6 separate regions of the Mus musculus genome follow, and regions 1, 2, 4, 5 and 6 are each linked to region 3. The links are chromatin loops, found by intact Hi-C in ENCODE. Cell type or tissue: heart. All regions are shown on one strand.

What was found. Peaks named below come from ENCODE experiments on the same cell type or tissue, not always from the same donor. Only the 100,000 strongest peaks of a DNase experiment are listed, where the experiment ranks them.
Region 1: a loop joins it to region 3, with 3 times the contacts of the local background. A loop is called at or near these places in 2 of 42 quality-filtered maps.
Region 2: a loop joins it to region 3, with 4 times the contacts of the local background. A loop is called at or near these places in 13 of 42 quality-filtered maps.
Region 4: a loop joins it to region 3, with 2.5 times the contacts of the local background. A loop is called at or near these places in 4 of 42 quality-filtered maps.
Region 5: a loop joins it to region 3, with 7 times the contacts of the local background. A loop is called at or near these places in 10 of 42 quality-filtered maps.
Region 6: it touches region 3 in a loop (4-fold over the local background); 13 of 42 quality-filtered maps call a loop at or near these places.

What each region holds. Positions count from the first base shown.
Region 1 is chr3:10,143,605-10,148,604 of GRCm38, reverse strand. No RefSeq gene overlaps it. Among named protein-coding and RNA genes, the nearest start is that of Pmp2, 38 kb to the left of the region's middle. In heart, a CTCF peak has its summit at 2,987; DNase peaks (open chromatin) are centred at 1,714, 2,324 and 2,994.
Region 2 is chr3:10,237,022-10,242,021 of GRCm38, reverse strand. No RefSeq gene overlaps it. Among named protein-coding and RNA genes, the nearest start is that of Fabp12, 15 kb to the left of the region's middle. In heart, CTCF peaks have their summits at 47 (motif pointing left) and 1,996 (motif pointing right); DNase peaks (open chromatin) are centred at 1,971 and 2,731; H3K27ac peaks cover 263 bases.
Region 3 is chr3:10,299,664-10,304,663 of GRCm38, reverse strand. It overlaps A930014E01Rik (a long non-coding RNA gene), which reads right to left. Exons shown (of 2, transcript XR_387546.3): 2 at 1,924-2,751. It also overlaps a transcript of Fabp12 not described here. Among named protein-coding and RNA genes, the nearest start is that of A930014E01Rik, 4.2 kb to the right of the region's middle. In heart, a CTCF peak has its summit at 2,602; no DNase peak of the experiment used is centred here; H3K27ac peaks cover 261 bases.
Region 4 is chr3:10,205,885-10,210,884 of GRCm38, reverse strand. Fabp4 (fatty acid binding protein 4, adipocyte) reads left to right here and starts at 2,269. Exons shown (of 4, transcript NM_024406.3): 1 at 2,269-2,446; 2 at 4,763-4,935. The coding sequence starts at 2,374. In heart, no CTCF peak of the experiment used is centred here; DNase peaks (open chromatin) are centred at 2,304 and 4,884.
Region 5 is chr3:10,056,893-10,061,892 of GRCm38, reverse strand. It overlaps Gm33365 (a long non-coding RNA gene), which reads left to right. Exons shown (of 4, transcript XR_387544.2): 3 at 3,958-4,118. Among named protein-coding and RNA genes, the nearest start is that of Gm33365, 4.9 kb to the left of the region's middle. In heart, a CTCF peak has its summit at 2,031; a DNase peak (open chromatin) is centred at 1,962.
Region 6 is chr3:10,247,150-10,252,149 of GRCm38, reverse strand. Fabp12 (fatty acid binding protein 12) reads left to right here. Exons shown (of 5, transcript NM_001357160.1): 3 at 1,938-2,110; 4 at 4,436-4,537. Among named protein-coding and RNA genes, the nearest start is that of Fabp12, 4.6 kb to the left of the region's middle. In heart, a CTCF peak has its summit at 2,540 (motif pointing right); a DNase peak (open chromatin) is centred at 2,569.

The DNA of each region.
Region 1 (5,000 bases), 160 kb after region 3:
AAAATTTTGCTGACAGGACCCTGATATAGCTGTCTCTTGTGAGGCTATGCCAGTGTCTGGCAAATACAGAAGTAGATTCTCACAGTCATCTATTGGATGGAACACAGGGCCCCCAATAGAGGAGCTAGAGAAAGTACCCAAAGAGCTGAAGGGGTCTGTAACCCTATAGGAGGAACAACAATATGAACTAACCAGTAACCCCAGAGCTCGTGTCTCTAGCTGCATATGTAGCAGAAGATGGCCTAATCGGCCATCATTGGGAGGAGAGGCCCTTGGTCTTGCAAAGATTATATGCCCCAATACAGGGGAATGCCAGGGCCAGGAAGAGGGAGTGTGTGGGTTGGGGAGCAGGGAGAGGGAGGGTATAGGGGACTTTCGGGATAGCATTTGAATTGTAAATGAAGAAAATATCTAATTAAAAAAACTTTAAATAAAAAAGTCTCTGGTTTCTTTATTAAGTTAGTCATCAGGGTCCAATAGGACAAGCTGATTTTCTGAATAAAATTGGTTTCCTTTCTAAACCTTACTTTGTGCTGTTTATTTCTTAATATCAATACGATACACAGAATCTCTGCATTTGATTTTGCATATATACAAAAATTATTAGTAATTATTTATCATAATTAAGTTTACATGACCTAAATACTTGCTCTATTGTAAATTTTTATGTTGTTCTTTAAATAAAGATAATAAATCTCTGGTGTGTGGTGGTACAAGATTTTATAAACATAGACCTTTCATGTCTTTATTCAGATTATTTTCTCATTTAACTGAAAGATATGATAATGAGATTATTACTTTAGAGTGTTCAATACTATAACACTGGGGGGAGTGGGGAGTGTGAGGTTATAACTGAGACACTCCTATTGGTAAACTACCATTCCTTAATGAATTAAAACCAACTTGAAGAAGCACATCAGGGGATTAAGGTACCAGGAATGTCCATGACTCATTTTTACATTAGAGCTAGGTATTAGGAGGAAGAGCACTGAAAAAAAGACATAGAAGATGGAGGAGAAATCTGAACTGCACCAAGAGGGCTTCATACAGCCCTACACACTACACTATCCTACCCCATCATCTTTAGAGAAAAGGTCAGCTTCCATTTTTGCCTCAAAATGGTACAAATTCCACTGTGTTTCAGTAAACTATGCAGAAGATTACTGACTGTACAATCAATTAAGCTAATTAGCATCTATACTTCACACCAATATGAATCTAATTATCACTTTGCAATCTGTTTGATGTAGCACTGTACCAGATATTAAAAACTGATATTCGGTCTTTATCCCTCAGAGCATAGGTACTCTCAAAGTTTTAAATCTACAATGGCTCTTAACTTTCTGGGCCTAGGAATAGACATGGAGGAGCTGATGAACACTGCGGATTCCTTTTACAGAATGAACGTATGTGGGGAAACACACACACACACACACACACACACACACACACACACACACACACACATACACAGTGTAGCATTGCCTCAACCTTCTTAGTACTGCTTCAGCACTGTCATGGACCCCACTAGCACAGCTAATTCTCCTAAATTACTTCCCACTTTGGGTAATGTGCACTGTGCACACCTAGCAGGCCCTGCTGATCAGATAAGTGGATGCTTCTGCCCATTTCCCCCTTTGCATTCTTGACCATTTGAACAGAGTATCGGGTGGAGCCCACACCCGATAACACTCAGGAAGAAAAATGTCATTTCTGGAACCTTTCCATGACCTAAGACATAATGCAGAACTCAGCAGCTGGTCCTTGGCCAGTGATAATCTTAAAAGGAAGCCCAGGCATCGCAATGCTTTTCCTGGAGACAGATAGTGCTGTGTAACTTCTTTACAGTGCCCCACAGTCCTGAGATCTCTTCCTGGGAACAAACACTCATGAAGCATCTTCCTTCTCCTAAAGTTGGAGTAAAATAGAATCTGAACATTTCCCTCACTAAGCGTGAAGGGGGCTGGGGGTAAACCTCAATGGCTAGAGCTGGCCTCACATGCACAAGGCTTTGGCATCCATCCCCAGCAATGAGCAAAACAGTGATTATCTACGGGAAATAAATGTTTCATCTTACATAGGAACTATGCAAAAATAGTTTTGTTGTTGCTGTTTGTTTGTTTGTTTGTTTGTTTTTGTTTTATTTTGTTTGTGCTTGAGAGTATTTCTCTTTCCCTTCTAGAACCTAATTTCCCTTCTAAAGCAGGAATTGGGCCTTCCCTAGGCCAGCCCCTGCGGCTGGCCTTGGCCTTGGTTTTGTCTGCTTCCTCTTCCTAAGTGTTCCAGGATGACCAGTGAGGGACAAGGTACATACAAGGAGAGTTCACCCATCGGCTTTTGGTTTGGTGGCAGTGTCAACAATGTATTTGTTGGGAGAGGCCCTTTGGAGAAGATGGGAAATCTACTTAGCAGCCTTACATGTCAGATGAGCCCTCCTCTCACCAGCCATGTCGGGAGTCTCACAAAGTAAAGAGAAAGGCGTTATAAGTGGTGTCCAGATTGTTCCATTTTCATACTCCTTACAAGAATAAACCTAGGAAGTACAGAGGTAGTTTGGCTAGCTTTTTTTCTACTATTTGAAAAATAAATCAATGCATGTTGTCTTTCCATCAGTGGAACCAGCACACACTTCCTATGTGGTCCTAAGCGTGTTTAAGTCATTAACAATAAGAAACGGGATTACTTCTATTTCTTTTCCCCCTTTAGTGTCACCGCAGTCAGTTTCTGTAGTTTACCCATCCCCTGCCCTCTGTCTTCTGAAGAAACAGCCACAATTCTTCCACTATATAGTCACACCTTCAGCAGCTCCACTCGAAGTCTCAGATGCGGGACAGCTTAATTTTCCAAAGGTGAGGTAACAAAGACTTGACTTGTTTGCCCTTGATGGGGGGAAAACATGTCCTGTGTCACATAAACCCCAGCCGTGTCTCCCTCATGGCTTGCCAGCAGTCACGGGATCACGGGCTGGACCTCTCTGAGTCCACCACCAGGTCCACGGCCACTCTCACTGGACAGAGAACAATGAGCCCTGCAACTGCAAGGTCCACACCTACCCAGCATTTCTTGTTATTGTTTGAAAAGACCAAAAGGAAAAAAAAAAAAAAAAAGAAAGGCCACATGAAGCCTCAGGGCAGGAGGGAGGCTCAGAAGGAACTAGAAGGAAACCCTGCAGGATGTTCCAATCACTCAAACTCTCTGTGCATCCAAATTAGCTCGGAAATGGCCACTGGTTCACAAAAATCTGTTACCACTCTCCTCTTCCTGGCCACAGCCACCCCCACCAGCACCTTTCCTCCTCTCTATTGTTTAGCCATGCTGTCTAATCCGATCCAATCATTCTTTGAAAAAAAATTTTTCGTTTCATCAGGAGGACATAGATGATTAAGCAAGTATTTGACAAGTATCTCTTATCTTCTTATATTCTGCCAAATACGAACTTTCAAAAAAAGAAAGAGAGAGAGAGAGAGAGAAGAAAGAAAGCAGGCCAAAACAAGAAAATCTAAGGGAAAGAGTGACTGCAAGTCTGTTCACATAGGCCTGTCTGCTTCAGGCTGTCCATCCGCCAGCATGTGGGAGTGTCCCACTGCTTTTGCTGATTGAAGACAAGCAGATAAATAACTGTATTTTATGTTTCAGAGCATTCAAGTTTACAAAATCATTTTTACTTTACTCTCTTGATGGCTTCAAAATTAGCTGCAAGAGAAACATGAACTTACAGATTTTAAAACTTGTTTCTGGCTCTTGGGATTTGGATTAATGTCACAATGCTGTTATTGCCTTCAGTTCCTGGATGCTGGTTTCCTAGGCTATGGGATTATAACAGTGCCACCACGTCTAGCTAACTTCATGATTTTATTTATTAAATTTATGACTTGATTTTCTTTAGACTTCTCCAGAATTATTGTTAGATCTACAAATAAAATGAATTTATTTTCATATTTAGCGTATATGTTCCAGTCTTATCAGTTCATAATAATTATGAATGCTAATAAACCAATATCAAACACACTTTCCTTTTTAAATTTTATTTTTGTTATGTATGAATGGAAAAGTATAAGCCCAGGACCTGTAAGACCAAGGTCTCAGCATAAAGGAAAATTATTTGCCTCAGAGGGACAGAGGGCAGGAAATAACAATGATGGGAGATTGAGGAAGAGGGAGAGGGGAAGGGAACAAGGGAGAGGGGGGACAGTATTTGTCCCTAGGACAAATGACTGCCTCTGGATAGAGGAGACAGGCATGGCCTGTAGGAAAATGGCGGGTTATAACAGTAAAAGGGGAAAAGCCCTGTTAAGATGAGGTGTTTAATTTTAATTTGATGTGTTAATTATGTGAGCCAAAGGTGGCTTTTGATTGCTCAACTTCAATGCATTTGAAGCTGGACTTTGGTATTCAGCCTAAGGAGGAGGAAGTGGCCAAATAAGGGAATGGATCTGGTGGCTAGCTTCAGGAATATAATCTAAGGGGCTTTAGCAAGACAGGGGGAATGGAGGAGAAGGGCAAGGCCTGCCAAAGCCATGTTCGCCAGGCTCGAGTGTAAGTGCTTGGAATCAAACGCAGGTCCTCTGGAAGAGCACGACACACTCTTAGCCACAACTCCCTGGCACATTCTTTCTGTATAACCGTAAACATAAACACTTTTGAGCCAACCTCCTGCGGTAGAATGCTGCTAGCGATTTACTGCAGTTGTCCTACCTGCGTAGACACGGCTTTTTATGAACCACCTCAAAGGCAGGCATTACCTGTTATAATGTTCAGCAGAAATGTAGGAACTCAGAAATCGACCGTTCACACAGGTGAGTCGATCATCTTGCTTCTCTGATCAGCTTCATAGGTTTTTCTGGGAGAGTGAAGTCTAGGATGAGACCCAAAACAAATCAGGAGATCCACCTTAAAAATAGCCTGAATCTACGTGATAAAGGTTGCTAGGTTTCTGCCAATATCTGAAGTAATTTCCTTCAATCCAGTATCTGGTTGAACAATTTGTTTCTTTCTTTCTA
Region 2 (5,000 bases), 63 kb after region 3:
AAACACTGTTAATTCAGAACGGCCCAGCCAGAACTCCTTGTAGCGCCCCCTACCGCTGCAACATTGTCTTGCGCTGTCTGTTTCTTCCTAGCAGGTTAAAAGGTATGCTCCTCACGCCCATCTGGTATTAGCTCTCAAACACATCGTAATGAACAAGACTTAGGCTGGAAACAGCTCAGTGGAACAACACTTGCCTAGCAGTTCAAGGCCTTGGATTTGACCCCTAGCACCAAGTAAACATAGCATCCTGAGGATGTCATAAAGAGAGAGCCTCGCATTCCTGACATGAGCGTGTACCAGTGACGTGCCCCACACACAGATGAGGGCTCCAGGGGCTGTACCAGTCAGTAATGTGCAGGATGTGAAGATAAGAGCTTTAGGGGTTGGGGACTTGTTTTCAGTGCCGTTGTGGTCACAAGGGTCAGGGTTTTCCTTGTGTCATAAACAGCTAGAACACGGGCAAAAATATTTGAAGCAGATGTTTTTGAAGATTAGGTAGTAGGAAATCCAAGACTATGATGTCTTAGGAGAGGAAAACATTTGAAATGGGCCCCACCGTAGACACAGCTTTTTGCTTAGCCACAGCCTTAATGGTAGTATTGAGACCCATGGCAGTTTGAATAGAATTTTAAGGCACCCAGGAGAGGTGGGAAGGGTTCTGGGAAGGAGTGTGGCTACAGAAAGGGGAAAGCCACAGTCAGTGCCTAGGGTTCCATGTGTATAAACACAGTGTCAACTTCAGCGAAGCCAGGGAACAAATGGCCAAACTGCTGCGGAATGAACCCTCAACAGACCTCAGAGAGGGCAGGGAATAAAGCTGAGGCTGGGTAGAGCAGACAGCGCGAGCACTCAGGAAGAGCCAGAAGTGACTTGTCCTGGCAGTAGAGCTAAGAGTAAAAGCTATGCCAGAGCCAGCTTAAGTAAGGTGAGTTGTGCTGGAAGAGTTAAATATGATCTAAATACAGTGCATGCTTTTTATGAAAGTCTACATAACTAAAAAGGTTACAATAAAATAACTTTAAAAAGAATAAAGAAAAAGAACAATGAGCAACACTTCTTAAATGAAGACCATAAGCATGCAGGCAGTCAATAAGACTACACTTGTACCCATCACCAATCCAAAACTGTTACACAAGACAAGAAACAGCAAACAGAGTCTATAAATGGAAAACCATCTTACTTTGAAACAGATCCAGATATGACAGCAATGATGGAATTAACGGACACGGACTTTAAGTTATAAATATGCTCAAACACTGGAGGATTTAGTGAACCTAGGCATAATGAGATTAGTGGAAGGTGACAAGCCATCTAGAGCTAAAGCCAATAGAATATTAGAAAGAAACACTTGCAACATAGGTTAAAAATGGTTAGACCCCTAAGAAAGAAGTTTGTGGGTCTGAAGACACAGTAAAAGAATCTACAGAGCCTGGCACAGACGGAAGTAAAGACTGGGCAGTGCTTTGGGCTAAAGAGAGCCGCTCATTCAGGTGTAAGCATTTCCCAGGAAGCCACAGTCTATGACAATTTGATATGAAGGTGCCCTCCTTCCAGGGTGGGATTGCAGCTGTAAGTCCTTAGAAACCCCTGAAAGTGGTGGTGTATCAGATAGTGTGCCACACCAGCCAGCAAAAATTCTTGGAATAATCCAAATTTATAAAAGTCATTAGAAAGGAAAAATAAATATGTGACTGCTTGGTTTTACTATCTGTGACACAGAAAAGATTTCTTTAATGTTTCTCTACGTTTATAGATAGTTTACAAATTAATTTGCATATGACCTTATGTTATTTTAAAACATCAATAAATTCCAAGGAGGAGAAGAAGGTCGTTTGGTTTTGTTTTGGGTTCACTGAGCTCTCAGGAGGCAGAACAAGGCTTTGCCTCCGGTGAAGTGCTATACAAATACTGGATATGTGGATCAAGGAATTTCTCTCAGGCTTCCTTAACCATGAAGTAGCATTTCCCACGAATTTCCTCAAGGTGGCGCTATGTACGGTAGTCAGGGTCACCTGTATTATTCATAACACAGCCTTGATATCTGAACCGTTTCTCTTGTATCCTTTAATCTTTAAAGAACTTTCCCATCTTTTTACTTTTGAATCTGTCATGTTCTTGCTTTCACCCCATGCTAGAATTGAACCTTGATTATTGGCTATGCTAGATGCATTCTGCATCTCATTTTCCTTGGGTAAGTACTTGAAACTGGAATGACTAGGTCATGAACACACACTTGAGTTAACGAACGTGCTCTCAGACACTCCTGCCAGCACTGTGTGAAATGTCAATTTTATCGCCTCCTTGCCAACAGATGGAATAGCCTTGTCTTTGATCTGTTCTAATAGGTGTCCAGTCATGCCAGTCTTTTCTAAACATCAATTTCTTAGGTTTGATATGTTTTTTCAGTTTCTTACAAATTCCCCAAAAACTTAGGAGGTTTGTATATAAAGGCAACAACATGTCAGTGAAGAAAAAAAAATAGGTTTTCTATGGAATGAATGGAGTAAAATAATAATTACGTGTTTTCCAAAACGTTTACTCCCAATGTAAGGTTCATGTTTTTAGCGTAAGCCTTTCCTTGTTCTTTCACCTCCCTGACGGATCCTATCGGGAGTCCTCAAATGACAGTTTGTTCTGGCTCCTCCGAAGGCTCTCTGTCTTGGTATCTCTTTCAAAGCAAGGCATTGCAGGGTAAAGGTCTAGGTTAATCTCAGTAGTTTCCAAATCCTGGCTGAGCTCAGGCTCCGCCGGTCCTGGGGGATGAGATGTAGGCAGCTGTAACAGGATGGGGTGGGGTGGGGTTGGGGTGGAGTAGGGTGGGGGGAGGGTGGGGTGGGGTGGAGTAGGGTGGGGGGAGGGTGGGGTGGGGCTATCAATGCAGCTGTTATTCTGGGAGGATTTTCTCTCCCACTTATAAAACTGTACAGATTTTAGGTTTTTCTTAAATTCAAACATTTGCCAGGAATGGTACTGCTCTGCTTTGGAAAAAACTGCCGGCAAAGGCCTCTGCATTTTCAAACTCCTGAGTCCACACAATTGTCAAGTCAAGAGGAAATTAACACAAATATAAAATAAGTGTATTGACTATGACAGACTAAGACAGTATTTGTCAACTCTGTGCTCACCGAGTAAATATCTTTTAACTTTTTATTGATTCTTTGTGACTTTCACATCATGCACTCCAATCTCACTCATCTCCCTTTTCTTTCCTATTTGCCCTCTGCCCTTGCAACTTCCACCCACCAAAGGAACTTTAAAAAACAAACAAACAAACAAACAAAAAAGCATAGAAAACTTCTCATTGTAGAAACTGTAGTGTGTCACACCGTGTCCCGTAGAATCCTTTTATCCATACATCTTTTTCTTATGCTTAGTCATTTTTTATTGGATATTTTATTTATTTACATTTCAAATGTTATCCCCTTTCCTGATTTCTGCCCCCCCCCCCCCACTCCTACCCTATCCCCCCTCCCTCTGCTTCTATGAGGGTATGTCTCCATCCACCCACTCCTGCTTCTCTGCCCTCTCATTCCCCTACTCTGGGCCATCAGGCCTTCCTGGAATCAAGGTCCTCTCCTCCCATTGATGCCCGACAAGGTGTTCATACATCTTTGCTTGCAGATGTGCATTGCAGTGAGCTGTTGGTCTGGCTCAAGTCCTCTGTCTTCTGCTTCGCTATCAATTGTGGATGCTCAAGGGGACTCCTCTCAGATATCCTGCTGTTGCCCTGTGTCATGGAGGTCCTGCAGCTCTGGATCTGCAGGACCCGCCCCTTCATGTGCTCCAGCAGTTCTTAGATGAGGTGAGATTTTGGAGTGGCCTCACACAGTACTGGATCCGGGTTTGTGTGGTAGCTGAGTTGGTCAGCCTGCCAGCTCTCCCACACCAGCATCACCAGGGTGAGCTCTCCACACTGCCCAGGCTAGCTCACCCAACGCTGCAGCTGGCCAATCTCTTTTGCTCTCATGTCTTTGGGGCTGGCTTACCAGAGTCTTTGCCATTAAGACTAGCTCTACTGTGTTGCCCAGTGAGGGCAAAGCCAGCTCTCCCAACTGCCTCAGGTGCTGTTGGGGGGGGGCATCTCTCCTGTGCCCGTGCCACCTCACAGAAGGCTCTCCCTCCCTCATGTCCTCGGAGCCTGCTTAACCCCAACCCCAACACCATGACCAGCTCTATTGAGCTGCCCAGACGAGGTATAGGGCCCACTGCCCTGAGTGAGAGGTAGGGGCCAGTTCGCCAGAGTGTCACAGCAAGTAAGGGACAGGGCCAGCTCTGCACAGCCTTTGGACATAGCAGCCCAGACCAGGGATGTCCACAGGGTCTTTAGTGGTAATATGAGCCACAGACATTGACACAGACCTCTGCTGCTGAATGGTCATGGGTCCAGCCATGGACTGGGACTTCACCATGACCTCGGGTGGCAGTTCAGGCTACTCACAACAGGCCACTCCTCCCGACCCTCGTGTCTCCAGTTCTGCCTCTCTTCACAGTGCGCTGGCTGCTCCACTTCTTTCCTCCCACCGCATTGTAGCGGTTCCTGCTGTGGGCAGGACACATGATTGGTGGGCCTCTGGATGTCCCCACCTCATGGTATGGCAACAGGCAGGTCTCACAGTGTCCTCCTATCTGAGCATTGTGGTGTGGCTGTGGGCGAGCCTTTGTGTGTCTACACCCCACCTATGCCACTGTGTGTAGCAGATTCCAGATGTCCATAAATATCTTTTTTTTTTTAAAGAAAAAAATATATTCAACTGATTCCTTAGATACCATTGCCTGTTCCAAGGTCATAAATAATTTATTCTATTTTGGAAGTTCTCAACCTTCCTAATGCTGTGACCCTTTAATAAAGTTATACATTCCTTTAGTACAGTTTAATATATTCCTAAATGACCCTTTAATACAGTTCCTCATATTTTGGTGACTCCCAAAATTGTTTTTGTTGCTGCTTCATAACTACAATTTTTCAGGGCCGGAGACATGGCTCAGCGGGTAAGAGCACT
Region 3 (5,000 bases):
ACACACTTTGAAGATAAGATTAAACTGGATTATGTGCCTCCAAAACAGTCCTGAGGGTGCCCAGCTAATCCTCCCTCCGTGCTGACAGGCTCTGAAGCCTGGCTGCTTTGTTGACCTATTTACCGAGAACCTCCTCACTTTCTGTTTGATATAAAGGCAGCTAGGTCCTTCCTGTCCTAGCTCAGGCCAAACTGAAAGCAAGATCTGGAGACTATTATTATGGTTTTGCTTCACTTTCACCCAATCTCAACAAAGCACTTAACCGTCTGAAAGCCTGACCTGATGTGTGTGTGCGTGTGTGTGTGTGTGTGTGTGTGTGTGTGTGTGTGTGTGTGTGTGTGGTGTGCTTGCAGCTCTTGCTGCCTTGCAGGGAGAAGGCGATTGGACATGTGGATGAATAGACTACTTATTTATTAATTATTTTTAAATTTCCCATAGAAGGACAACGTTACTGACTGGACATGGTGTCAAACCCCTGTAATTCTAGCCTTCAGGAGTCTGAGGTAGGAATAGCTTGAGTTCACAGGCAGCCTGGGTTACATAGAAAATTCTAGGCTGGTCTGAGTCATAGGTCAAGATTCTGTCTCAAAACACTAACCCCCAAGACCTATAGCAGTGGTAGGGGGATTGTATTTCCCTATTTCTCTTCACTGTGCTAATTGTACATGAAGCACCTAGAATGCTTTCAGAAATAGAGGTTTAAATGTTTGGGAAGAGATGTGCCCTGTTTTGTGCCCTTTCTTAGGCCACAGACCTTTTCACCTTAATCCGGTATTATTGTTCATCCCCTGGCCACTAGTTCCACGAAAGGCACTAATTGTGGGTGCTTCATTGTGTAGCCCTCAGGTTTTAATACACTTCTATGAGGGAAAATGTACTCTCCCTTCCATGGTGCTGCAATCATCCAGCCTTTGAGAATTCCAGTAAATGGACCCAAATGAGCTCAGGACAGTTCCAGACAGTGTCTGGATCTGGTGTGTGTGTGTGTGTGTGTGTGTGTGTGTGTGTGTGTGTGTGTGTGTGTAAAAGACACAGATATCAATTACTCAACTACTAAGAAGAAGAAAACAGGGAAAGCAAGCTGGAAGTACAGTGAATGATGTAGGAGCTTGGAGGCTAATTCTCTCAAGAGACTGAAGGTGAAGTATCTAGATTCCAAGGTCAACCTGGGCTACATAGTGAAGCCCTGCCTCAGGCACACATGTATATAAGCTAGACACATTAGGTATCATCTGTTTACACACATGTACAGAGTGGATTGTGAGAGCTCTGCTGTAAAACCCATTCTTGAGCCTAGTCGCTTTCCAGAGCTCCTGTGCTGGTGACTCTGCCATACCTTCCTGGTCATTTTAGGGCAGAGCTATAACCTGGGCAAACATTTGTTCCAGCCAGAAGCACTACAAATGGCGAGATGACTCCTTCAGTAAGGACTACCCCACCACTGGCAAACGGGGCTAGAATGTTTCAAATACAGAAAATTGTGAGGGACACCTGCCATCCTCTTGGGTCACCTGACTGGTAGCAAGGGATAGGAATACCATGATGGGGAGAAACTAGCATCCATCCAGCAAGGACAATCTTGTGGACACTGCCTTCACGGCCCTGGAATAGGTTTCTGGGGGCCAAATGTCAGGCAACTGAACTCTGTGCTTCCCACTGTCACCCCACAGTACCAATGCACTATGAGGGAAACCCAAGGAATTCAGGAACGATGGCAAATGAATACATGCTGAAAGAATTTGATTTTCCTAAGGAATCAGGTTGTTTCCTTTACACTCATCCTTCACATTCTGCAAACAGGAGTCTCGCATCTCTAAAGTGATGTCTTTCAACAGCTGACATTTCAAAGCCTGCTCCTTCCCCCCGCCCCCCCCCCCCCTGCTTTCCAGTACACAGCGGACTTTGAAGTCAAATACACCAGCATTTAGCTCGGCATTGATTTACTTTATTCTCTAAGGTCATTTGGGGGGACAGGGGGTGGAGAGATGACAGTGTGGGCTTTGGCTGCTGGTGCTGTGGGGATGACAAGCTTGCTTCCCCTTCTCATTACACTTGGAGGGACACAGTTGTAGAAAAGGCCATGGTGATGCTCCAAGCAGGCCCCCAGCTCAGAGCACTGGGCAGTCTCCTTGACCCAGTGACTGTGGGGAAACTCCTGATGGACTTTTTGTCTTTCTCTGCCCTGCATGGTCATCTTCCTCACATTCCTGGCTGTTTTCCACCTAGTGTTGGTGGCTTGCTTCAACAGTAACCAATGACGTCACAGTGTGGCCAGTATCAAGCCAGGATGAGGTCCTCTGATGTTTCAGGCTCCCGAGAACAGAATTTGAAATTGTTTTTCTTCACCTGCATCTCTGAACTTCATTAGAAAGACACAACTTCATTAGAGACAGAAGTAAGTACTTTAATGACAAAGAACCATCTTAGAAAAAGGACAATAATGCAAGTAAAATCAAGTCACAGAAAATTCACAAGCTGATAGGACCTCAAAAATTAAAAGTAAATTTTTAAGGGAATCTAATCCACGAAACAGTCAATGCTCTGAAGTTATAATTCTATCCTCAGAGGAGGAATCGAATGCCGCCGGCTCCTCCTTTCTCCACGAGAGGGAGCATGGTATTCACATGTCAGCTTTTCTCAAGTGTTTCTGAGCTCCTTTGAAGGATGAGAGCTGGGTGTGGTGGCTGACTTTGGAAATGCCAGCAAGGGGGAAACTGAAGGAGAAGTCCTGAGTTCCAGGCCAGTCTGGCTCTGAAAACCAAACAGAATGACCAAAGAACATTACCGTCCCTTCATAGTTTTCCTTAGACAGTTTACATCATTGGAAGCAATAGCCAAAAGAAATGATCCACATGTGAGTCCTATCGTTACCAAACTTTGTAACACAAGAATCAAAATCCGAGCAATGGGGCTGGTGAGATGGCTCAGTGGTTAAGAGCGCCGACTGCTCTTCCGAAGGTCCCGAGTTCAAATCCCAGCAACCACATGGTGGCACACAACCATCCCTAACGAAATCTGATGCCCTTTTCTGGAGTATCTGAGGACAGCTACAGTGTACTTACATATAGTAAATAAATAAGTCTTTTTTAAAAATCTGAGCAATGAATTTGTTTGGATTTTATTCAAAAAGAATAACATATGTCGCAAGCATCTGTGGATTTTAATCCCTCTGCTCTCAGATTATGAGATCCTGGAAATCACATAGAAGTGTTGACACTTTCCTGTCTTAGACTTCAGTAGCCAGCGGTCACTTTGCTTGGTGACATTGGGTGAAGGGCACTGTGCGTGGCGGCCCTGCGTGAGGAGCAATGTTTGCTGTTCACTCTGGCTTACTTCTCTCCGTCGCGTACTTTTCTTTGTACTTTGTAAGCACACTTGTTCATAGTGAAATCTGTGAGGCACCTGCTGAGATGATGAGGTGACGCAGAAGCAGGGCAGTAATCCTCTCACAGAGCACGGAAATCCTCTAACCCCGGAGCCCCGGGACTGCCTCTGAAGCAGGAGACACTGGGACCCAGGGTCCTTCCTCAGACTCTCAGGTAGGAGACACTTGTGCCTAAATGCAGATTACTTTGTCATCATGAGAGTAATTGTGGAAATGCCTGTTAAGTTGATTATATAGAAACGGCAAAGTGGGTGTGGTAGCAGAAGCCTGTATCCAACACTCCGAAGGCTGGAGCACCAGGAACTGGAGCTTGAAGCCAGTCGGGGCCACAGAACGCCAAAGCTAGCTCTAGGCCAGCCGGGGCCACAGAACGCCATAGCTAGCTCTAGACCAGCCGGGGCCACAGAATGATATTCTATCTCAAAATAAAAAATAAAAAATAGGGAAGGAAAAAAGAAAGGGAGAGAGAGAAGAGTAAGAGATAAAGGAGAATAAAGGCAGCAGGAGGAAGAAACGATGAGGGGCAGGAAATAAGGAAGACGTATGGAGTCCAGTTTTCCAGCTTGTTTGAAACTCAGCAATCTACAGAATTCACTCTATGGTTTAGATTGAAGGCACTCACTTCCCAAGTACCCGGATCACATCAGATCTAGACAATAACTTTGAAACAAATAGATGCTCCTCCTTAGTATAACATTTCAGTTTGTACATGAGCGTCTATTTTCCCATAATTCATTGTTATCATGTGTACTATGCTTAAGATTAGCTTGAGTTTGTCACATGGACAGGAATCTAAGTTTGGCCAACTTACCACATCTGTTTTGACATCCTTTTCCTTGAACATATGGACCAAATTTTCTGAGAGTTGCCCTTCACCCTGACCTCTGAGCTCTCTCTGGGCTTTCACTCTGGTTGCTTGGCCCCTCTAATAGAATGGTTTGTAATCCCCTAGTTAACACAAGGAACACATGTGTTTCAAGTTCTGCTCTGTTCAGGAGACAGCCACTCTGAGGTTTATCAGACCAAGGATTTGCTGTATATACCACTTATCTTTTGGATTCTTTTAGCTACTTAGTTCTCCAAAGGCTTCTCTTTCCACCAAGCCCCTTTGTAAGCTTTCTTCTCTTACATTCCACTGAAGTGTGTGTGTGTATGTGTCTGTCTGTATGGTGTGTGTCTGTGTGTGTGGTGTGTGTCTGTGTGTGTGGTATATGTCCCTGTGTGTGTTTCTATGTGTGGAGGGGGTGTCTCTGAGTGTGTCTGTGTGTCTGTCTGTATATGTGTCTCTCTCTCTGTGTCTCTGTGTTTGTCTTTGTGTCTATGTGTGGGGGTTGTGTCTGTGTGGGTGTCTCTGTGTGTGTGTGATGTATCTCTGTGTGTGTGTCTCTGTGTGTATATCTGTGTGTGTGTGGTGTGTGTCTGTGTGTGTGGAGGGAGTGTCTCTGAGTGTGTCTGTGAGTCTGTCTGTGTATATGTCTCTCTGTGTGTCTATGTGTGGGGTTTGTGTCTGAGTGTGTCTATGTGGTGTGTGTGTGTGTGTGTGTGTACAAGTTTTAATAAACATTAGATATGCCGGGCGTGGTGGCACACGCCTTTAATCCCAGCACTCCGGAGG
Region 4 (5,000 bases), 94 kb after region 3:
ATGGCACTAAGCCAGCCATCTTGTAGTTCCTCGGTTCCCCAGTGTTGTGGCGGTTGTCATCTATCTTCAGCTGACAATTCCTTTGTTCTGGAAGGCCCTTCTGGTGTCATGTCAGCTTACATTGTGCGGATGCTCTGGACAGTGGGTCCCTAACTGTCCCCTGTACACCGTCTTTCCCAGTGTGGGAAACATGTTCCTTGCTCCGTGGATCCCCAGTGGTCAGCCTGTGCCTAAGGCATGTGTGAATAAACGGGTGGACTTGGTGTCACTGTGCTGCGCTACCAGTTCCAAGAGAAACAGAGCACAGAGCACAGAGCACATGTGAAATTCTAGCAACCACATTAGAAAAGTAAAAACAAACAAACAAGCAAATAAAAACAAATTAGTTTTAGTAAAATATTTCACTTGGCTTGCCTTAATTATGGTTATTCCAACATATATTCAATGTAAGAAATTTTCACGATGCATTGCATTTTATATTAACTTCAACTGTGATACATACTGTACACTAACAGTCATCTTGAGTCAGACTCTTTTTTTTGAAATACTTGTTCATTATTTAAAGTTCACAAAAATTATAGTTAAAAAATTTAGATTGATGAATTCAAGTTGTTTCACACATTTTATTTTTACATTTAATTAAAGTTGAGCTTTCTTGTTATATTAGCCACCTGTCGGAGGCAGAAGTAGTTGTGTAAGTGCAGAAGTTTACATGGGCTGGCTCTACAGCACGTCTAACCCATAGCACTATAATCCACATGCAGTCAGCACAGCGGGCTAATCGCTTGAGAACATGTCTAAGTTAGGGATCAGCATACGTTTCCAAATAAAACAATTTAGAACATTATCAAAATTATTCCTGCATTAAAATCGCTTATTTTATTTGAGTTGCAATCCAGGGGGTCTTATCCAGTAGGAAGCCTGAGTCTGAGAGTAGTCCATAGTGGGTGAAAGTTGTTCCCCTGACACTAGCAGATGCGATTAAAAGTTGTTACTGTGAGTTAAATTTATCAAACTTTTACAGTAGCCCATTTTCCTACAGAAAATATCATGTTTCAGAGTCTGTTTCCCCAGACTTTGGGGGCTGGTAGGGACTTGGGAGCAGGTACTTCTCAGCGAGCCCCTGTACAGCAGTCCATCTCTCTCTAACACCCTGAAATGTGGGTGTGCTCGCAGGCACTGGTGTACATGTGAACATCTCCCATCATTCTGCTGTGAGGCAGGGAGGCTGAGAAACTGGATTACTTTATAAAAGCTATCTCAGATGAGTCACTGTGTCAAAGAAGAAAACAGGTTTTGATAATTCATGACCACATTACTTCTGATCATTCACATAAACCCACAATCTTTAGGTCTGCATGAAATTAAAACTTACAATATATTTCAAAAATGAAATGAGGGACATATTTTGCATTGGGACCCATTTTTGAAGGGTCTGTAAAAATGAGTACTACATGGCTATTTACGAATGGGAAGAATAAGGCTTAACTTTTAATGTAATTAAATCTGTGCACTACATTCCTGAGCAATGAGCAGAATGTATTTTAAGTATGTATTAAATATTTGAAATTATAAATCTAGGCCGCTGTAGCCCGCATCCAGAGGCAGGGGCAGCTAGGTTTCTTTGAGTTAGAGACCAGCCTGGTCTAGGTAGTAAGTTCCAGGACTACCAGAGCTGTGCAGCGAGACTGTCTCAAAAACCAAACCAAACCAAAACCCAACCCAAACCAAACAAAGCCAAACAACAACAACAAAAACAAAAAAACCCACCAAAAAAACCAAGGAAACAAAACAACCAAAAATCAAAAAACTAGGCTACTTTAAAATGTCATTATTTATTTTGTTAAAATTCCTGAGATAAACACTATTCTAACAAAAGAGCCATTAAGACTAAGAATCTCTAAGATAGTTTTTATGTTCTCAAATTCAGAAGAACTAAACACATTATTGCAGTATTAATAAAATAAAAACTCAAGATAAGAAGGTCAAATGTGTCCAAGATAATTGTCTCCTCCACAATGAGGCAAATCCATAAGGAATAATGGGGGGAAGTTCAATGCATTAGCTTTTGACAGTCAAAACAGGAACCTTTAAAATACTCTGTTCATGGTTAAAAATAATTTGTACTCTAAGTCCAGTGATCATTGCCAGGGAGAACCAAAGTTGAGAAATTTCTATTAAAAACATGACTCAGAGGAAAACATACAGGGTCTGGTCATGAAGGAAATGATCTGGCCCCCATTGGTCACTCCTACAGTCACATGGTCAGGGCATCTTTAAAAGTGAGCTATCTGGACTTCAGAGGCTCATAGCACCCTCCTGTGCTGCAGCCTTTCTCACCTGGAAGACAGCTCCTCCTCGAAGGTTTACAAAATGTGTGATGCCTTTGTGGGAACCTGGAAGCTTGTCTCCAGTGAAAACTTCGATGATTACATGAAAGAAGTGGGTGAGTGCTGTGGGGGTCGGGGTCCCCCGGGCTGGGGAGAGGGCTTGCAGCTGCCTTGCAGCCCGGGGGGACAGGATGGAGCTGTGGTGGGAGAAAATGCTGCTTCCCGCATGGAGGGTGTATGTAGAAGCCACAAGAAAAAGTCTGTCCTAGAAGTTTTCTCAAAGCTTCAAGCTCGTGATCCCTCCAGGTGAACCCGCAAGAAAGAGTCTACAGGACAATCTTTTACTCTCTGTAGAACGACAAGATGTGGCCTTCTTTGCCAAGCTTGCGATTCTGAGGTTCATTTGGCTACTTGCCTGTTTTCAACATCTCCTTTTACATGAAAAATTTGTAATAATTTAAAGAGAAAAATATTCCTTCCGTTTGTTTTTTTTTTTAAAGGATGGGGGCAACTTTTACTTAAAACTGAAGTCATGATATTGCCCCTCTTAGAAAACAAATCATGTTGGAAAATATATTTTAGCAAATTCTTTTCTGTCTCAATGTCAAGGCCTAAGAATGTGTGATTATTTTACAGTTGACAAAAGCTTGGCTTCCGGAGATACTTTCCTTCAAGGACTTAAAGGTTTCTTCGTTGGTTTAGAGTGATATGTGATGTCATAGATTTGTGAGTAATTCAGAAGGAAAGCAGGGCATGCAAAGCACACATAGAACTTGCCCTTCCCACGATATGGGCTCACAACGGTCTATGTCCTGTCAACACTGCCCACAGGCTGCTGTGTGGCCAAACAGCTTTGCCTATCCGTATAGAGGGGCCATCGCCCAGCCAGCGATGTACTTCATCAGGAAGCGTCTGCTTTGAAGCCCTCTCTCCTGACCTCCCCATATTACAGAGTATCTCCGTTAGGACAGACTCCCCTCAACCTGCAAACCTTCCCTCAGTTATACAGTGGGAACTTTTGGTTGTCTGTCAATATTGTTGTCTTGTTTGCAGACAAGAAGAATATCGGGAATTTCAGCATGACTTAGCCCATCGACTGTTTACTGTTCAGTGTGGTAGTTACTATGCACTGAGCCAGAAATACCAGGGCTTGAGACACTTTTAGCTCTTGACCACTTGAAACATTTCATACTGCTACCATTCCTATCTAAATTATAATGACACTACTTAAGTTGTGAGAGACCCATGATTAAAGGCAGTAGATATTTCCTGAGTGGAACTGGCAACCGTAATTAAGGCAGAGTAGGCAGGTATTGGCTTCTGCAGTCAGATAAAAATGAAGACACAAGTGAAGCTGTTATTTGTCCCCGGCACGGTCTCTCTGCAATCATTTCCCAGTGCTGTGTCCCTTTCCTGCGCTGATTGATTGTACAGAATGCTGTGCTGTGTGGCAGAGTGACAATTCAAGGCAGAGACACACCATTTCCTCACTGTGGTACTGTTTAGACAGAGAACTAAGTCGTACCCTCTGCATCATTTATCTTGTGGTGTGGTTGTCTCTCAGTTCATCCTTAGTTCTAGCTTTGGGTCACCTTTTGTCAAAGACATAGCCTTTATTTAAGCATTTGTGTTGAAGGAGTCAGTGCACCCGAGACAGAAGGATTCTGTGTAACATGCCGACAGGGTGACTAAGGTTCTAAGTTGTTCACCCTCCACAGGGAAGCTAAACAAACAAAGTTCACAGCTTAAGGGACCGAGATGCAGAGTGTTAGTTTCCAAACTTTTCTATACACTGACATTCTGATTTCCTGAGTTCAGAAGATACTTACCCAGTCTGCTTTACGTTTCCTGATTGTTGAGAATGCGATCACCATTCTAAAAGGACATGAAATGTGAAACAGCATGTTCACTCTACAGAAATTAATCAGACAATTCATTTCATGAGGGAGTAATATGGGAAAGAAGCCTAGAAAATTAAATTTGGCAACAAGTGTTGTGAAATGTGATTTTTGTTCACTCAAAAATAGATGACCTTTTAACACAATAACTCTAAGTGAGGCCTGGCCTTTGACTTAGATTTTAAAAAAAAAAAAAACTTTTAGTAATTAAGAAAGAATAAAATGGTCAAACTGCCTCAATCACAAATAGAAAATAGAGATAATATACATACACTTATTATTAGCATATTATAATAAATATAGACATACAGACCTATATAAAACACATAGACATCGAGATATGAAGATTTAATCTCTTAATACATTCTTGTTGAAATTAAGGACTTATCTGAAGGAGTGTAGTTAGCAGACAGGCACAGTAAATCTGGATGGATGACAGGTTCTGAGAGCATCAAAGGAGCCTCCGGCACCCTGGTGTCTTCTTCATCACACACACAAATGTTAGCTTTACATGCGTTCTCTTTCTCCCTGTAGGAGTGGGCTTTGCCACAAGGAAAGTGGCAGGCATGGCCAAGCCCAACATGATCATCAGCGTAAATGGGGATTTGGTCACCATCCGGTCAGAGAGTACTTTTAAAAACACCGAGATTTCCTTCAAACTGGGCGTGGAATTCGATGAAATCACCGCAGACGACAGGAAGGTGAAGGTGAGGAACAAGGAGCTGATGCAGAGTGAGGGGGGCCAGGCTTCTATTCCACGGCCTGCAGGAAG
Region 5 (5,000 bases), 240 kb after region 3:
CAGGACAAACCAACCGAAGGAAAAAAAACCCAAAAGAAGGCACAAGAAATGGAGACCCACTCATTCACACACTCAGGAATCTTTTTTTTTCTTTTCCATTTTTTATTAGGTATTTAGCTCATTTACATTTCCAATGCTATACCAAAAGTCCCCCATAGCCACCCACCCCCACTCCCCTACCCACCCACTCTCCCTTTTTGGCCCTGGCGTTCCCCTGTACTGGGGCAGATAAAGTTTGCATGTCCAATGGGCCTCTCTTTCCAGTGATGGCCGACTAGGCCATCTTTTGATACATATGCAGCTAGAGTCAAGAGCTCCAGAGTACTGGTTAGTTCATAATGTTGTTCCACCTATAGGGTTGCAGATCCCTTTAGCTCCTTGGGTACTTTCTCTAGCTCCTCCATTGGGGGCCATGTGATCCATCCATTAGCTGACTGTGAGCATCCACTTATGTATTTGCTAGGCCCCTGCATAGTCTCACAAGAGACAGCTATGTCAGGGTCCTTTCAGCAAAATCTTGCTAGTGTATGCAATGGTGTCAGCATTTGGATGCTGATTATGGGGTGGATCCTTTCATCTCAGCTCCAAACTTTGTCTCTGTAACTCCTTCCAAGGGTGTTTTGTTCCCACTTCTAAGGAGGGGCATAGTGTCCACACTTCAGTCTTCATTTTTCTTGAGTTTCATGTGTTTAGGAAATTGTATCTTATATCTTGGGTATCCTAGGTTTGGGGCTAATATCCACTTATCAGTGAGTACATATTGTGTGAGTTCCTTTGTGAATATGTTACCTCACTCAGGATGATGCCCTCCAGGTCCATCCATTTGGCTAGGAATTTCATAAATTCATTCTTTTTAATAGCTGAGTAGTACTCCATTGTGTAGTACAGCGTCTGCCCCAATCCAATCGCGCGGAACCTGAGACTGTGGTAAATAGGGAAGCGGACTACCCGGGCCTGACCTGGGGCACAAACCCCTTCTGCTCCACTTGAGCCCCAAGGTACCTTGCTAGCGGAGTCTCACCCAACACCCGCAAGGGCCCACACAGGATTCCCCATGGGATCCTAAGACCTCAGGTGAGTGGAACACAGTGTCTGCCCCAATCCAATCGCGCAGAACCTGAGACTGCGGTAAATAGGGAAGCAGACTACCCGGGCCTGACCTGGGGCACAAGCCCCTTCCGCTCCACTCGAGCCCCGGGGTACCTTGCCAGCGGAGTCGCCCGACACCCGCAAGGGCCCACACAGGATTCCACACGGGATCCTAAGACCTCTAGTGAGTGGAACACAACTCCTGCCAGGAGTCCAGTTTGAACACCAGATATCTGGGTACCCTCCCTGCAAGAAGAGAGCTTGCCTGCAGAGAATACTCTGCCCACTCATACTAAGGAGAGAGCTACCCTCCCAGGTCTGCTTATAGAGGCTAACAGAGTCACCTGAAGAACAAGCTCTTAAGAGAGACTCAGGAATCTTATAAAAACACGAAACTGGAAGCTGTAATATATACACACTGGACTGGGGAAGACCTGCGCAGGCCCATGCTGAATGCTTCAGTCTCTATGCTGGAGGCTTCAGTCTCTGTGCTGGATGCTTCAGTCTCTGTGAGTTCATATGAGCTGTATTCATGCTGATTTAGAAGACCTTGTGTTCTTAGAATCCTCCATCCCCTTTGGCTTTTACACTCTTTGAACTAAAGATCAGATAGTCCAGAGACCTAGGGTAGGCAAGACCAAATACTACGGGTTAATAATGATAATAATGATAATAATGATAATAATAATAATATTAGTAATAATAATGTAGTGATAAAATGAGTCCTAAAGACATTCTCCTACACAAACATAGAGAACAAATACAGGGAGCAAATACAGCCAGACCCACAGCCAGGCATTACACAGAGAGTGAGAGACCTTGGAACACTCGGCCAAAGGCAGGATGTCATCACACCCCTGCCCACCAAGCTCACGGAACCAGAGCATGCATGCTTACTTTTACACCCTTGAGGCATTTGTGTGAATACATATGACACCTAGTGGTGGGAGACCAGGCAATGGAATACTCAAGGAAAGAGAAATAGGCCTGGCCTGCTGGAGAACAAGCTACAGAGAAGGAAGTGCATTGTAGAATAACACTCATCCGCACAGGTGTGTTCCTCTCAGAGCCGTCATGGAAAAAGAAACAATTAGAAAAAGAACATACAAGAAATCAAATGAATCTGGAAACTTGCCACCTACAGAGAAGGAAGAAATTCATCCACATATATTTTGCCCACTTAACTAAAGGGTGGAGACTGTGCTGACCCAGCACAGCCCAGAGATGCACAGAACTAAGGCCTTCTCCACCAGGGCCATCAGCATCTTTCAATTCCTTGGGTACAAACATAGTTTTAGGAAATGTTTTAGGAACAACAGTGCCACGGGCATTCCTTGCCAGAAGCATGTAGACATGTTTTGTGTCTTTCAATAATGTCAGAACTACTGGATAATAATAAATTCATAATTTCATTGGCTGCATTTGCCAAGTCGTCCCGATTCTGAGAGCTAGCCGCTGGCAAACATTATATTTTATTCCAAATTACATTATTGACATTAACCCTATGATCACATATTACACATCACCCAGTAATTGTGTCTACCTATAGACATTGATATATGTATGTGTATATGCGTCTGTGTGGGCTAGAAAATGGCTACCAAGAGACTACAGCAGAGCTCACAGAGGCCTTACTGAGAAGCTGGGAGAGGAGGCTGAGATACAGATGCAAAAATCATAAATCTCTGTTCTTGGGGGAGGAGAGTAAGCCACAAGGTCAGAGTAAAGCTGAGGTGAAGAACTGATGCACAGTGCTAAGTCAGTGAGGGCAGTCACAGGTGTCTGTCTGTCCACCCCTTGCACCCACAAGACAGTCCCAGGGCAGGTTGTTGGGAGCTGCTGATATCAGCGTGTTAGGTGGCCTCCTCTTGATAGAGTCAGGTGAAAGTGTCATACAATTTCCTTGGTCTGGTGTGTTCAATATATTCTCAAGCCTGGTCTTTCTCATACGGTGTTAATATGCCCATCAGTCCCAAATTGTTACTTTTACAAAATCACAAGATGGAAAATGTCAACCGGTGCCACATGGGCAGTGCTGGATAAATCGTACATTTTCATGTGCAAGGTCCAGGGACACCCTGCCTCTGAATCTGCAGTTGAAAGATAGTCAAATGCTGGTTGTAACATGCAATCTCCCAGCGTGGTTGGAAAAGTCTCTCTTACACAGCCTTATCTCCTTACGGAGAAGGCTGTAGGCAGGGCTTCTTAGAACAACAGAGAGACACTAAAATGACCTGTGGCTCAAGCGATATCACTTTAAAGATAAAACTCCTCACTGTTTATGGTAATGATGTGCATGTGAGCGCATGTGTGTGCATGTGTGGGGGTCCTTTTAAATAAAAACACTATCTCATCTCTACAAAAATGGTGAAAATCAGAAAGTTACTTAAATTTAAAAGGGATACACAGTGATCAAATGGATCTTTAAAACAATAGGTTGGGGTGAGCGAGGAGCAGCCTGGGAACTAGGGAGTAGCTTTAACAATATTCCCAGAGGATCAGGGAGCCTTCCTTCAGCTCATCCCCAGCTTCTTCGCATGTTGAAGATCATTGTAGAAAAATATTAAATAACAGATCTACTTGCTCTGTCATCTGCTTCCCTGCATGGATTGAATGTTCCATCCTTTGAAACAAACCATGATCTACTGATTAGACTTCCACCTAATGACTATTACTAGGTGGAATTAGGTAAGTCGCCTTTGGAAATATACTTACAGATGCCAGCACAAGTCTTTTATATGAAAGGTGGTCTTGTTGCCATGGGAAGTTATTACTAATCTCTGTAGTTGGACGGGTTTAGAAGCTCTCCAGAACTGTTTCCTGTCCATCTCAGATTACTCATGCTGTTGCTCTTCTTCACTGATGTAGACAGACAAGACCTGGGAGACTCGCTAATCCACTCCAGACATTGAGGACCGTCTGAGAATTGAACTGGCTCAATGCAGACGCAAAGCCACTCTCAGGACTCTGGAGCTACTCCATCAACAAACAAACACTCTAAAATCGAGTTCTTAGACCCCAGAGGCCTGGTAAGCAAGCTTCCATAAGCAGGCAGAAGAAACCTTTCTACATGAAGGCTTTTCTTGAAATCTGTGCAGAACATGAGATTCTGTGCAGACTCCGCCATTGGCCCTCCATGTGCCATTGGGCAACCACATGGCTCATTATGTCTTTCGATCTTCCTCTTATAAAATGAAGGTACTTCTGGATATGATCACAGTCAGCTATTGGATGGGTCACACGGCCCCCAATGGAGGAGCTAGAGAAATTACCCAAGGAGCTAAAGGGAACTGCAACCCTATAGGTGGAACAACAATAGGAACTAACCAGTACCCCGGAGCTCTTGTCTCTAGCTGCATATGTATCAAAAGATGGCCTAGTTGGCCATCACTGGAAAGAGAGGCCCATTGGACTTGCAAACTGTATATGCCCCAGTACAGGGGAACGCCAGGGCCAAAAAGGGGGAGTGGGTGGGTAGGGGATGGGGGGTGGGGATGGGGGACTTTTGGGATAGCATTGAAAATGTAAACGAGGAAAATACCTAATTAAAAAAAAATGAAGGTACTTTGCTCTCAAGAGTGGGAAGCTTTAGTTTTTCCTGTATATTTTTATGGAAGGTGCATCGGCACACCTCCATCTCACCTGTGGAGGTCAGAGGACAGCCCATAGGAGCTCATGCTCTCCTTCCCCGTGAGTCCCAGGAGTCAGGCTCAGCTCTTCTTTACCTTCTGAGTTGCCTTGCCAGACCTGAAATTCCTTGTTTTTAAAGTGGCTACTTTTTCTTGTTTTCCTTGTTTCCAAGGACACAAGAAGACAGTGGCTAACCAGAGATGACATTTGTTTGCCCTCAGATATGAGAGCCCAGCAAACAGAAAGACATAGCTGTGGGTTATTAAAACAAACAAACAAAC
Region 6 (5,000 bases), 53 kb after region 3:
TATGACGTGTGTGTGAAATAAGAGTCATCTGGTCCCTCTAATTTCACATAGAGATAAAATGTTGATTCACCACCAAAATACAGTTCTGTATAAACCAGATTGAGATTGGTATAATCTCCATGGACCCATAGAAGATAAATTCATATACACCATTTATTAAACAGAAAACTACTTTAGTAAATAACTTATAATAAAGACATACTTTAAAATCGTAACTGTTTTTATAGACACTGGCTCTAATGTTTAGGGACCTTTGCTTTCTCACCTCTGCTGGCTGCTGGCTTTCCTTGGAATGTGTCCCTAGCACTACCCTTGCCGCCATGTTCCCTTTGCCTTTTTTCCTTCTATAGTCTATCTCTTTCCTTTAAAAATTACTTTTACTATTATTTATTATTGTATGTGAACATGATGTGTGTGTGCACGTGTGTGTGTGTGCATATGTGTCATGGTATGGTGTCGGGGTCAGAGGACATATCTGTGAGGTATTTTCCTTCCACATTGTGTGTGTTCTGGTGTTGAATTTAGGTCACAAGGCTTTTCTTTCCCCCTCTAAGCCATCTCTCCAATGCCTTCATTCTCTTATGGGCGTACCATGACTACAGAGGGTTCTTTTTACCATCCAGGATAATCTCCTTAAAATATCTGTGCTGCACACCTTCTGAGTCCCCTCAGCAGGTGAGGTAATATCCACAGGGTCTGGGAGTTAGGACATGAATAATTTGGAAGTTGTTACCCAACATGATATGCCATGTTTATATACCATCAGGAACCAGGGGAAACACATTACAGCTCTCTTGTTTCTCTCTTGCCCTCTTGGGCTATTCACTCTTCCCCTATTCCCCTCTCCCTCCCTCCACATGTTCATGGCCTGCCTCTTCTTCTCTTCTCTTCTCTTCTCTTCTCGTCTCTTCTTGTCTCTTCTCTTCTCTTCTCTTCTCTTCTCTTCTCTTCTCTTCTCTTCTCTTCTCTTCTCTTCTCTTCTCTTCTCCTCTCCTCTCCTCTCTCTCTCTCTCTCTCTCTCTCTCTCTCTCTCTCTCTCTCTCTCTCTGCCACTACTACCCTCTTAACTCCCCTTCCCTTGCCCCAAATAAACTCTATTCTATACTATAAAAAAACCACATTACAATATTTCCCCAAGTCACTTGCTAGACTCTACATTGTTTCCCACCCATGGAATTGAAACATTCCTACATGGACTACAAAAACTATATGCACAAGGCAGTTCACTGAACCATAATATGTAGCAACAAAAATAGAAATGTATTAGTCTTCAATGGGGATAGAAAAAAATGAACTTTGGTATATGCATCTCATAGAAGATGATGTGCATGCAGAAAAAAATATCTTTATGTACTGACATGAAAATCTTCAAGACACAAATATAAGAAGAAAGGAAAGGTGAATGCCAATATATTCAATTTAATTATATCTTTAAGACCCTATCTATAGAGAGTTGACTGTACAACATTATAATGCATATAATGCCAGTTATTGCACATTTAATGGTAAATTTGTCTTATGAATATTTTGCTGCAATAAAATATGTAGTACTGAGTTGTATAAAACTTTGTGTCTGGTAAGTTTTTGTATATAATGTTTTTATTTGCAATCTTTAAATAATAAAATATATAACATTAAAAAGTGTAATAGAGAACAAATAACCCAAACTCACATACACACACACTACACACACACACACACACATACACACACACACACACACACTATACCACACAAATAAGTAAATACAACACAAACATACATACACACATACCATACACAAATAAGTAAATACAAGAAAAATAGATATTTAATTTCATATAACCTGAAGCCTGCCTAACTGAAGAATCCTTCTCCTTGGGAAAGAATTGTGCAAATAGAAGAAGTCCTTGAAATCAACAACAGATATGACTATTTGTCCATTACTGTCCTCCCAGGAGTAGGAAGAGCCAGCAGGAAACTGGGCTGTCTGGCAAAGCCCACTGTGACCATCAGCACAGACGGAGATCTGATCACCATTAAAACCAAAAGCATCTTTAAAAACAAGGAGATTTCCTTCAAGCTGGGAGAGGAGTTTGAGGAAACCACACCAAGTGGCCGCAAAAGCAAGGTGAGGCCGACAGCACACCTTCAGCGATCCTACTTATGAATGTTAATTAGAGATGCTGTATTAGGATGCAACAGCCAACTTACATTTCAAGAATCTCCTAGAGAAACTTTTGACTAAACACTAAGCTTGAAGATCTTGAAAGCAAATATGCATCACGTTCCATTTGGATTCTTGCATTTTATCCCTCAGAAGTGTGAGATGTATTTTATTACTTGCTCTAGTTTTATTTCTGCCAATGAGCTAAATAAACACCCAGACAAGAAGAAACTTAGAGAAGACGGGTTTATTTGAGCACAGTTCCATGTTGAGGTCCATCATTTCAGGGAGGTCAAGCAGCTGCCACATCATAGCCACAGTCAGGAGCAGAGAGAAACAAACACATCCTCACCTGCTTCCTTCCATAGTAGGTTCTTCTCAGACTGTTCAGCCTCCCCCACCTGTAAAGGGCTGCAATCTACGTGCCGCCACTAGATGGTGCTAAACCTCATTGTGCGCAGCTGCGAGAGCACAGCCAGCCAAAGTCACCAGTCCGTCTCCGAGGCTTTTGCCCAACCCCTGGGGGCTTTAACCTATCCCCAGGGTGCATGAGGATCATGGGTGTTGCTACCAGTCCTAGTTTAGACACGTCACCAAAAGTATTTAAGCCACACACTTTCTGAGCTTTCTTTGTCTACCTCAATATGATATAGAAGTAAAAGTTAACCGTGGAAGAATCTGGTGTGTCCTGTGTTTATTTCCCGCGGGACGGGGATAAGCTCGGGATACCCACCCAGGTATTTCTCAGCATAGACAATGGTACCATAAAGGGGGGATGGGGAGGCTGGGGCTTCCTACATCAGTTAACCATCAGGGCAACCCCTCAGACATACCAACGGGCCTACCTGATCAAGATAATTCCTCCTTAAGATTCCTCCCATGTGGCTCTAGGTCCTGTTAAGTTGGCCAGTACATGTGCCCCTGGGAGAATAAAATTCTTTGGTGGGCACTTGAAAATGCACACAAGACACTGGATCCAGTGGTGATGCTCAGTGGACCACGTTTGGAGAGCAGTCTACCTAAGCTGGGACTCAGCTCTCTCAGAAGCAACGGTGCTCCCTGTCATTCTGTGGGCTTCTCACATGGAATTTTACAATGAACACGATTGGTATTAGCGGATATGAGGTTATGACCCTGAAACAGATGAGCCTAGGTTTCTTAATGGCTAAAGACAATGGAGAATTAATTGTAACTCAGAATACATATGAAGTGTGGGGGTGAAGATGAGGAGGGTGTGAGAGAGAGAGAGAGAGAGAGAGAGAGAGAGAGAGAGAGAGAAACAGAGACAGAGACAGAGACAGAGACAGAAGGAACATGCACACACAGAGGAGAGGGATGTTTGTGGCTTTTAATCTCCAAGGACCCAGGCCAGAGGAGATTTGAACGCCTTGTTCTTGCAACTGCACCATTGCAAGCATGGTCTCCTTGGTGAACAAGGTAATGAAAGAGACTCCAGAGTCTGCATTCATGCATTCATAGTTGGTATGTTATACACATAGGTTTTCCTTGTATCTCATACCTCCAGTTGAAATGCAGCATTTATTTATAATATATACTTTCCCTGTATTTTATTATTTGTGTTACCAGTTTACCCATAGTAGACTGATCATCTCAACAATGGAACTTGCTATTTGTTTCCCAGCACCCAGTGGTTGCTATAATAGTCTATCAATAATTCTTTGGTTTTGCTTTTAGTTTGTTTGTTTGTTTGAGTTGATGCCCTCAGTTGTACCTCTGCTAAGGGTAATATTCTGATAAAAGGAATTATTATACCCCTTTGACAGAGGTTTAATAAACATGGGACTTGAAATGCCAGTACATATAAATCGAAGGAATTTTGACTGAAACAATTAATAAAGGCATCTTAGATATCTGTGATAAAATTGTCAAGAGAAACTAAAGAAGCAAGAGCAATTAGTACAGACAAAGCAACTGGGGAATGCTGTCTGGGAAGAGCAAGAGAGGGGAGCTTTCCTCCCTTCAGCCTCACTGGGACCTGAACTAAGTCTCCTGTTGTTGAAACAGACACTTAACTCGCTGTGCATAAGAGTAAGACCTCCTCTAGACTATAAAAGATAAAATTGAACTTCTTAAGTTGTTCATTTTATTCTTATAAATCTTCCTCTCCCCAGAAGAATCATCCCACAAAAGCACTGCTAGGAAGGTTTTGAAACAACAACAACAAAATCTTGTAAATACCATCTTAAGTCTGTAGAGCCGCCTTGAATTTAGCACGTCTAGGACATCAGGGTTTGTATGCGCCGACCTAACCTTGGTTCTGTTTTACAGAGTACAGTGATCTTAGATAATGACTCCTTGGTTCAAGTCCAGGACTGGGATGGCAAGGAAGCCACCATCTGCAGGAGACTGGTAGATGGGAAAATGGTGGTGGTAAGTGCTCTGGTGTGTCCTTGTCACTTGAACTGTCTATCAGAAAAGCACCCACTTACTTGCCCTAAAGCCAGAAAAAAACTGAGCCTGGCTTCTCCTCTCTTACAAGAGCTGAAGGGAAACATTCACAGATAACCATATCTTTGTAAGAATTTGAAACTCCTATGGGTTGAGAAGTTGAAGCTCTAAAAAGAATTTTTAAAATAGCGTGTTCCCTGATCTCCCACTCACACGTGAAGCAAGCGCAGGGTTGTGCAATCAGGGTTTCAACACTGACAGAAGGCGGTGCTCCTCTGGATCTGTCATTGTGCGGGAGAAAAGAAAGCTCTAAGTTAGAGAGGCGTGAAACTGAAGTGTTGAGGTGGTTCTCAGTGTCCGAATAAGTACAAGCAAGTAAAAGCAAGGATGTGTTTCTACACAATCCCACGTTGTTACCTCATGCTAATTCCGTGAGGTAAGGCGC